2 separate regions of the Homo sapiens genome follow, and region 1 is linked to region 2. A link is a contact called in ENCODE Hi-C data. All regions are on one chromosome and are shown on one strand. The core of a region is the stretch at or near the end of the contact, and the rest is flanking DNA. Distances in the headings are between cores, read along the strand shown.

Region 1 (4,502 bases), core at 512-3,011, 4.7 Mb before region 2:
TGATGGGGTTAGATCATAAAGGCTTCAGTGAGACCTAAATGATGAGTAGAAGGGGAAGAAGAGCTCCAAGTGGAGGGCAATGTGCAAAGGTAGAGAAGTGGATGGAGGATGAGAAGATTACCTTGTGGTTGGAACATAATGAGTCAGGGCAAGAGTGGCGGAGAAGCGGAGTAGAGCAGGTTATTCAGCGGTTACTAGGGAGTTTGTATTATATTCTGACTGCAATGGACCATTGAAGGATTTATACCATGGGTACCTGGGTGTGTGGATGTATCGTTGTATGGCATGAGCCAGTTAATACTTTCTAAAGCTCAATCTGGTATGGATATGAGGTAAGAATAGAAGCTAGAATACCAGTAGCTTGGACCATGGTGGATGCAGCAAAATGGAGAAATGAATGATTCAAAATCTATTTAGGAGGTTGACTTCTGAGAGTTTGGGCATAGATTAAATGAGGCAATAAGGATAAAGGAGTCAAAGATGATTCTAAGGTTTCCATTTAACTTTCTAGTGTCTGTTAATATTTGATTCAAGAAAAATGTATCTGTCTTTTAGTAATTTCCAGGTTCTGGAAGGTAATCTGATGGTTTGTTCAGAGAAGCCTTCTCAACCACGCAAGGTACCCATACCCTAGTTATTCTGTCCTATTTTTCTTTTATCTTACAAGCAGGCATCACATTTTCTTACTTGCTTATTTTGAGTATAATCTCCATGACAGTGATGTGTATTCTTGAAGACTATATCCGGAGAACCTAGCACAGTGTCTGTGTCTGGCATATTGAAAATGCTCAATAAACATATTCGTTGAATAAAACGATGAATGGACTAATGAAAAAATAATAAGGGAGAAATACTTGACTCCAAGGTGTCACTACCTAGCCAAGTGCATGAAGGAGTGCCGCAAATGTCCTAACGGAAGTAGAAAGTGTTATGGTAGAAGAGAGGTGGGATGCATCTAACAGGGGTGGGGGGGGGGCGGGGAGAAAAGGAGAGAGGTCTGGAGTACACATATCCTCAAAAAACGAGGTGAATGTTTTCTGGATTGGGACCAACTCTACAGGAAATCTCTCCCTTCTCCTCAGCAAGCTCTAGAGCAAAAACGAAGAGCAACTTTTCAAAAGAGTTTCACGTTTTAGAATAAAAAATATTTAAAAAAATAACCATTAAAATGAGACTTTCCTGCAAAAAGACAACCTTGATTATGTACCACCTGCAGCACTTCCTGTATGCTGCTGCGGGCTGTGGATGTTTTTGCTCGCCTCCCTCCCCTCCCCGCTGGGGCTGTGAACTCTCAGAAGACCGGTGCTTTGGTATCCTCCACTGCAGCTCAAACCCCGCCCACCTACTTGGTGGATGGATGGAGGAACATCTACTATTTCATCCTTGAGGAGTTCCTGAAAATGCAGTTGCCCCTCAAACAATGTATCTACATCTCGCGGGGTTTCTGTGGAAGAAAAGAAAAAGTGCAAGTTGTTGCTTGGAGCGCGGACTGCTTTTACCTTTGCCTGGGGATCCCTCCTATCTGGCCCCGCCTGCCTAGCTCTGTTTTTAGCAGTTTAGAGATTAAAGGCCAGTCCCCAGAGCGGGTGCTCTACTCCCTCCCTCCCTTCTGCTTGCAGGCTGGGGCGCGGAGCGGGCTGAACTGGGAAGGCCGGGCTGCGGCTGCCGTGCCTGGCGCGGGAGCCGCAGGACCGAGAGCGCAGCCCCGCCCCGGGGGCGTTGCCGCCCCGCGCCCGCTCCGCCCCCGCGCCGCCGGCCCTAGTCTGCCTGTTTTCGACTCGCGCTCCGGCTGCTGTCACTTGGCTCTCTGGCTGGAGCTTGAGGACGCAAGGAGGGTTTGTCACTGGCAGACTCGAGACTGTAGGCACTGCCATGGCCCCTGTGCTCAGTAAGGACTCGGCGGACATCGAGGTACGGACTTCGCGCCGGCTCGTCGGTGGTGGCGGGGTGGTGGGGAGTGCTCTGCGGGTAGGTGCCGGGGAGGCCCCCGCGGCCCCCGCACCCCGGAGAGTGAGAGACGCGGGAAAGTTTCCCCCGTGGGAGCTCTGCGGGGGAGCGGAGGAGCGCGGAGCCACAGGCCCGCGTGGGCAGGCGGGGAGCTCAGGGGAGGACTTTCCGCTACTGGAGGGGTTGCCCTTTGCGTCGGGACCTGTTTACTTCGGAAGAGATTTCAGGAAGCCTGTCTTGTCCTCCTCTGAATGTCAGTGACTGAAGAAGCACTGGAGTTCCAGAGAGGTGGACTCTAGGGGGTAGGAGTGCCCATTTCCCACACGTTCTACCCCTTCACCTCCTGTATGTCGTTTCTGGACACCTCCACTGCCCCCATTTCCAATAGCTGAATCCTGCTATTTGCAAAGGTGAAGCATAGAAATAAAACATCTGTGTGTCAGCTGTAGCAGTCGCCTCTAGTCATAGTATTGTTTATGAAATAATTTAACATGGAGAGAATGGAACGAAGTATTCAGAACATGAAAAATGCAGTGCCCTCAGAAAAACTAACTGTATTTTTCTCTCCTCTCAACGGTTTTTGATTCCCTCTTGCACTCCGTTTCTGTTAAAAAAAATCTTTTTTTATGTAAATAAGGTCCTACCTGAAACGACATGGCATTTCCTTTCTCTCTAGTATCTTAATATATGCGATGAAAAGGATTTAATTATCAACAGTGATTTTACACATACTAAACCTAGGTCAGCACTTTTGAGCTAAGACAAACTGATTTTTAGTTTTCTGTTTTGTTTGGGGCTTTTCTTTATTTGAGTCTTCTACTCTGGTAGAAAATTATGTGTGTGTGTGTTTTCTTTAGAAATAACAAAATTTTCCTTTCGTCAGTCCTTTTGGCGGCTTAAGTAAAAGTTTTGCAAACCACCTGTTTGCAAAATAGCTGCTTTTGCCACATTTTGCCTCCGTAATTGAAGAAACTTTATATTCTGGGAGGAAGTAGTCCTGTTTTCTCCAGGCTCCATAACTTGGTTTGAAAAATCATTTTAGTAACAAGAGCCAAAGTGTATTATGTGGACATCTCTGGTTAGTTTACTTTTGGTTTCTGTTTTGGAGAGTTGACTTTTTGATATTGAGCAATATGATATATTTAACAAATAGTTGTTCATCTGTGTGCAGGATAATAGATACTTGTCTTTTTCTATATTTCATTTAGGGTAGTCTATTCCTTTTTGGTCCTTGTGACTTTGACTTAACTTTTTAAAAAATTTTATTTACTAAGTCGAAAAACAAGCTTCTGACAGTATTAAGGCAGTATTGATTTAAGATATCGGAGTTGACTTAGGATGGGTGGCTTTTGGCTCTTTAATTTCAGAATGGTGTGTTATCTGCTTAACTGATTTCTTTCTCTGCAGTTGTCTTCGAAATCAGTTCTTACATTCTACTGAGGAGAAAGATGCCAGTGAAACATTGAATGCCAAGCTTGATTTCATATATTGTTTCAACTAAGAACATTTAAGAAGCCCATCCTTCCCACTCCCTCCACTCAATTCAACCTTAGTCTATATGGCCAGTTTGCCTAATATTACTTTTAATCTAGATTGCTGGTGTTCAAACACCTTCAGCTCTTATGTAGTTCATATGTGCAACACTTTAATCAGTAACATCTTTCATCACTCACAGCACCTTACTTTTCCCTCAAAGTAATACCCGTGATTCATGAGCTAGAATACCATGAAAGAGCATGAAATTAATCATTAAAATATAATGCAGTGAGGAAAAATACATTAAGCTTAGGGGAGCACATTCAAGCATAAATGCCTCAGTTGATCCTATTGATTTACCAAAGTTCATTTTTGTGTTGAAGAATTAGAATGAATTATAAAGGCTCAGTTTTCCATCAAATTTGAATGCTTTTCTTGAACAAATTCATTACAACCATTGTCTAGAGATCTGATTGTGATCATTGTTTTAGCTTCAAATACATGGATAAGCAAGTAATATTTTAAAAATATTGGTATGAAGCAGTTAATGAATGTGATAAGAACACATTGATAAATGTGAAAAGTACTTGACAATTGTTAAAAGAACAGAAGGTGATGATAACAACCTACTCTAATAGTGACTGACTTTTCCCTATGAGCTAACTACAGAACCTCAGGTTTCAGTGAAACAGCCAAGAAATATCTTTGTTTCTGGGGGAAAAGTTATTGAGGTATATATAAAGGTGCTTTGTGTGCCTGCTTCATAATTTCTAGTCTGAATCCAATATCACATCAGGATTTGACGGTTAGGAACATGGAAAACAATCAGATCACCAAACTCCATAGCTGGAATATCCCTGGGCTGGGAGATAGGCAAGGAAAGGATGTGTTACTTGGTAATAGGACCTAGCTCATTACTCAGAATTGTTGTTGTTGTTGTTGTAATCATAGAAGTTGCATGAGAAATCATGTTTTTTTTCAGATATATTAATGTGGTTCAGAGCCTGGCTTCTGAAACCAACTGCCTCTGATTGAGGTCTAACTTTAAGCTGTGTGTTTGGGCAAGTTAGCCTCTCTGA
Region 2 (4,014 bases), core at 1,022-3,521:
GAAAAGCTTTTGTTTCTTCAGTGGATGAGTATCTCTAGGGTTGTGAAACTACTAAATTTCTTTGCATATAAAAATCACAATAAAGCATCACATTTTATTATTGTAATTAATACAATAAAAAACTAAAGCTTTATAATCTCCACTACTACAGAGCTTTCTGCGCAATCTTAAAATTACATTCCTCTTTCAGATCCCATTTACCTTTTTCACTGTAGCATCTCCTTCAACGCCCTTCTTAGCATTCTGATCCCATCCCAAGTTCCAAAAGGTTAAAAGTCCTGTGCATTACGTTCAGGACCGCAATGTACTTAGAGAAGCTCAATATTTTGAATGAATTAACGAATACTAAACTGTCCTTCCTTCCCTCATCCAGTTAGAATGGTATGTTACATTTATTCCCCACTCAAAAATTCTCAGATGTAGGGAGGAAGATTAAAAAGAAAACTCCCACCTTATGGAAAGAAAGTGGCAGGAAATTAAATGAGATACTATGTAATCTTAATAGACAAACTGGTTCTATCCTCTTTCCCTTTTTTGTTTCCACAAATTTGCTTCTGCTTAAGTGACAAGACTCTCGCAGACAAGTCAATAAATCAGGTCCCCATCCTGCTTTACCTATTCAACATCTCTAGCTCTCTGTAGGATGGTGAAGGAGAAAAGGGTAGAGAAAATTGGGCAAATTCTATAATACCATTTGGTACTATATATTTCATCTTAAATCAGGTTTTAGTTCAACATCTGTGTATTGCCATGCAAGAAATAACTCCCAGTCCGGGCGCGGTGGCTCACGCCGGTAATCCCAGCACTTTGGGAGGTCAAGGCGGGTGGATCACGAGGTCAAAAGTTAAAGACCAACCTGGCCAAGATGGTGAAACCCCGTATCTACTAAAAATACAAAAAAATTAGCCGGGGGTGGTGGCGAGCGCCTGTAATCTCAGCTACTCGGGAGGCTGAGGCAGAGAATTGCTTGAACCTGGGAGGCGGAGGTTGCAGTGAGCCGAGATCGCGCCACTGCACTCCAGCCTGGGCGACAGAGTGAGACTCGGTCTCAAAAAAAAAAGAAAGAACTCCCTAACTCTTCTGCAGTAGCAATGAATATATTTGATACTAAAATGTTTTCATTTTCCTAGTGGGACATTTACTGTCAAATGAATGTCCTTAACTTCAATTTACAGTAGTTACCCAAAAAAGGCTATCTTCACTGACTATGCATACCTAGAAAAGCACATCATCCTACTCACCGACCTTAACAACATCATCTTTCGGCCCTAATTAACAATGTGTTTGTAGGTTTGCACACGCACACCCATCAAACGAAGGACAAGTGTTCTTTTATACCCTATGTATGTGATACAATGGGCTGTAGTCGAAAAAGATTCCTCATTTTGGAAAGAAGTCATAACTTTATGTAGTAGTCTCCTGTCTCAAGATCGCTTGACACAGCTAATCTTACATCCGTCTGAAAGAAGCGGGGGCGGGGGTGGGGGACGGAAGTGACAGTTTCCTCTTTTTTTTTTTTTTTTTAATTTTATAGAGACAGTGGCTCGCCATATTGCCAAGGCTGGCCTCGAACTCCTGGGCTCAAGCAATCCTTCCGCCTCGACATCCCAAAGTGCTGAGGTAACAGGCGTAAGCCACTGCGCCCGGCCTCCTATTTTTCATCAAATAAAATACAACCGTTCAGAGCAGCATGCTCAGCAACCACGAGGACCAGTCCCAGCGCATCCAAGGTGCCGGGAGGGAAAGGAACAGAACTCCCCCAGGTAAGCCGGTTTCCCCACGCCAAGGCGCAGTCGCTCACCACCCAAATCGTCGCTGGGGAGAGACCCACCCGGCGACTGCGCGCTTCGCACTCGAGTCTGCGTTAGGAAGCCTCTGACCCTTTCCCGGGCCCCTGCGCGTGGAAGCCTCGGACACAACTCGGAGAACCAGCGAACCCCGGCAGCACAGAATTCGAACCGCCGCGGGAGCCGTTGGGACGCGCCTACCCGGTCACTGCCCCGCCCCGGCGCAGACTGCGTGAGGCGCCGCCGAAGGCGCGGGGCTTGCCGGGGATCGTGGTCGGCGAGCGCGCCCGAGCCCACTAGCGGAGCCCGCCCGGGACTACATTTCCCACAATTACCGCCATGATGCCCATTGGTGGGGGAAGCCATGGGAACCGGAGGCCGTCAGGGGGAGAGGCGGGCGGCGCTCACGCCTGGCCTGAGGGGGCCGAGACTGAGGCGGTTGCGGAATAGGACTGCTAGCCCCGCCCAGAGTCCCTACCCTTTGGAGAACTGCGCTTCTCTTTCGGAGGGAGTGTTCGCCGCCGCCGCGGCCGCCACCTGGAGTTTCTTCAGACTCCAGATTTCCCTGTCAACCACGAGGAGTCCAGAGAGGAAACGCGGAGCGGAGACAACAGTACCTGACGCCTCTTTCAGCCCGGGATCGCCCCAGCAGGGATGGGCGACAAGATCTGGCTGCCCTTCCCCGTGCTCCTTCTGGCCGCTCTGCCTCCGGTGCTGCTGCCTGGGGCGGCCGGCTTCACACCTTCCCTCGATAGCGACTTCACCTTTACCCTTCCCGCCGGCCAGAAGGAGTGCTTCTACCAGCCCATGCCCCTGAAGGCCTCGCTGGAGATCGAGTACCAAGTAAGTGCGGAGGATAAACCAGCCTCCTTCCTTTAACCCAGCTGCACTGCGTTGTCGCCTCTCACCCGTTTAGAAACTTCTGGTGGACGGCCCTGGTGGTGAAGAGGCGAGGGCCGTTCAGGAAGCCAGCCCGCTCCGCGCAGGCGCGCGAGGCGAGGCGAGGCTCTCGCTGGGGCCGGGGACCCAGAACTTAGGCTGGACCTGGAATTGATGACTACCCGCCTTCTCCCCTTTCCTCCGGTGGGAAGGAGGCCAGAACTGGTGATGTCGCTGGCTTTTCTCTTTGTTTCCTAATTCGCCCACTGCTTTTCTTAGCCACTACACGCTCTCATACTGAGAATTTCACAATGCAGAACTGATACACGTTCTCCTTCATCATTGGACAAGGTGATGACACTTGTTTGAATCACCCCCACCCCTTTCACACAGTTCAGATGTTACAAATCACTGTCTTTGCTTCAGTTAAGGGTTTTTGGATTATGATCGTGTAATTGGCATTAAGCCCGATTTTGAAATTTTTTGGAAGACGCTGTTGCTATATTTAATGATACATTTCCGTTTAAGTTATATATCCATTATTTTCAAAAGATCAAATCGTATATTAAAACTTTATAACCTTTCTTTTCATTTTTTCATTGAGCATTGTAAGCATTTCCCTCGTGTCATTGTTTTTTTTTTTTTTTTTTGAGACGGAGTCTCGCTTTGTTGCTCAAGCTAGAGTTGGAGTGCAGTGGCGCTATCTCGGCTCATTGCAACCTCCGCCTCCCGGGTTCAAGCGATTCTCCTGCCTCAGCCTTCCGAGTAGCTGAGATTACAGACGTGCGCCACCATGCCCAGCTAATTTTTGTATTTTTAGTAGAGACGGGGTTTCACCATGTTGGCCAGGCTGGTCTCGAACTCCCGACCTCAGGCGATCCACCCGCCTCGGCCTCCCAAAGTGCTGGGATTACAGGCGTGAGCCACCATGCCTAGCATGTTTTCTTTTTAGTATCTGCATAATATTCTTGCTGGGAATTACCTTATTTTATGTAGTCATGGTGGTAGGGGGTAATTTCTTAGAAGAAATCTTGTTCGTTCCACAGCAAATTCCGATGTTTTCAGGTAGCAGTACAGGGGGGAAAGAAAAGGCATTGATGTGTTTCATCTTTCAGTTTTTTAGAAGTTAATTATAATCATCAAATGTTAATTTTTTAAGTTGATGTAGAGAATTGTTTTTAAATACCAGGTACTGTCACATACAGAGCAAAATAAAAAGTTGTAGAATTTTTTATACGATGGAACTTTAGGATTAAGTTGTATATAGATACACACGATAAGCACAGAGAATAAAATATCTAAAATCACATAGTGAGCAAAACTGAGGCTAAAACTCAGTGTTTCTTGA

The links. A loop is a pair of places that touch in the nucleus more often than their neighbours do. Pooled maps may share reads with other maps.
Region 1: a loop to region 2 is called in a map of gastrocnemius medialis, with 15 times the contacts of the local background. The contact joins the promoter of DPYD here to the promoter of TMED5 in region 2. A Hi-C loop is called at or near these places in 2 of 168 maps with a recorded cell type or tissue (gastrocnemius medialis and naive thymus-derived CD4-positive, alpha-beta T cell) and 7 of 50 pooled maps.

The regions. Positions count from the first base shown.
Region 1 is chr1:97,918,293-97,922,794 of GRCh38, reverse strand. DPYD (dihydropyrimidine dehydrogenase) reads left to right here and starts at 1,761. Exons shown (of 23, transcript NM_000110.4): 1 at 1,761-1,911. The coding sequence starts at 1,873. RefSeq lists a silencer at 1,556-1,955.
Region 2 is chr1:93,178,670-93,182,683 of GRCh38, reverse strand. It overlaps TMED5 (transmembrane p24 trafficking protein 5), which reads left to right and starts at 2,271. Exons shown (of 4, transcript NM_016040.5): 1 at 2,271-2,630. The coding sequence starts at 2,442. CCDC18 (coiled-coil domain containing 18) reads right to left here and starts at 1,960. Exons shown (of 29, transcript NM_001378204.1): 1 at 1,832-1,960. RefSeq lists enhancers at 1,661-1,870, 2,741-2,890 and a silencer at 1,931-2,210.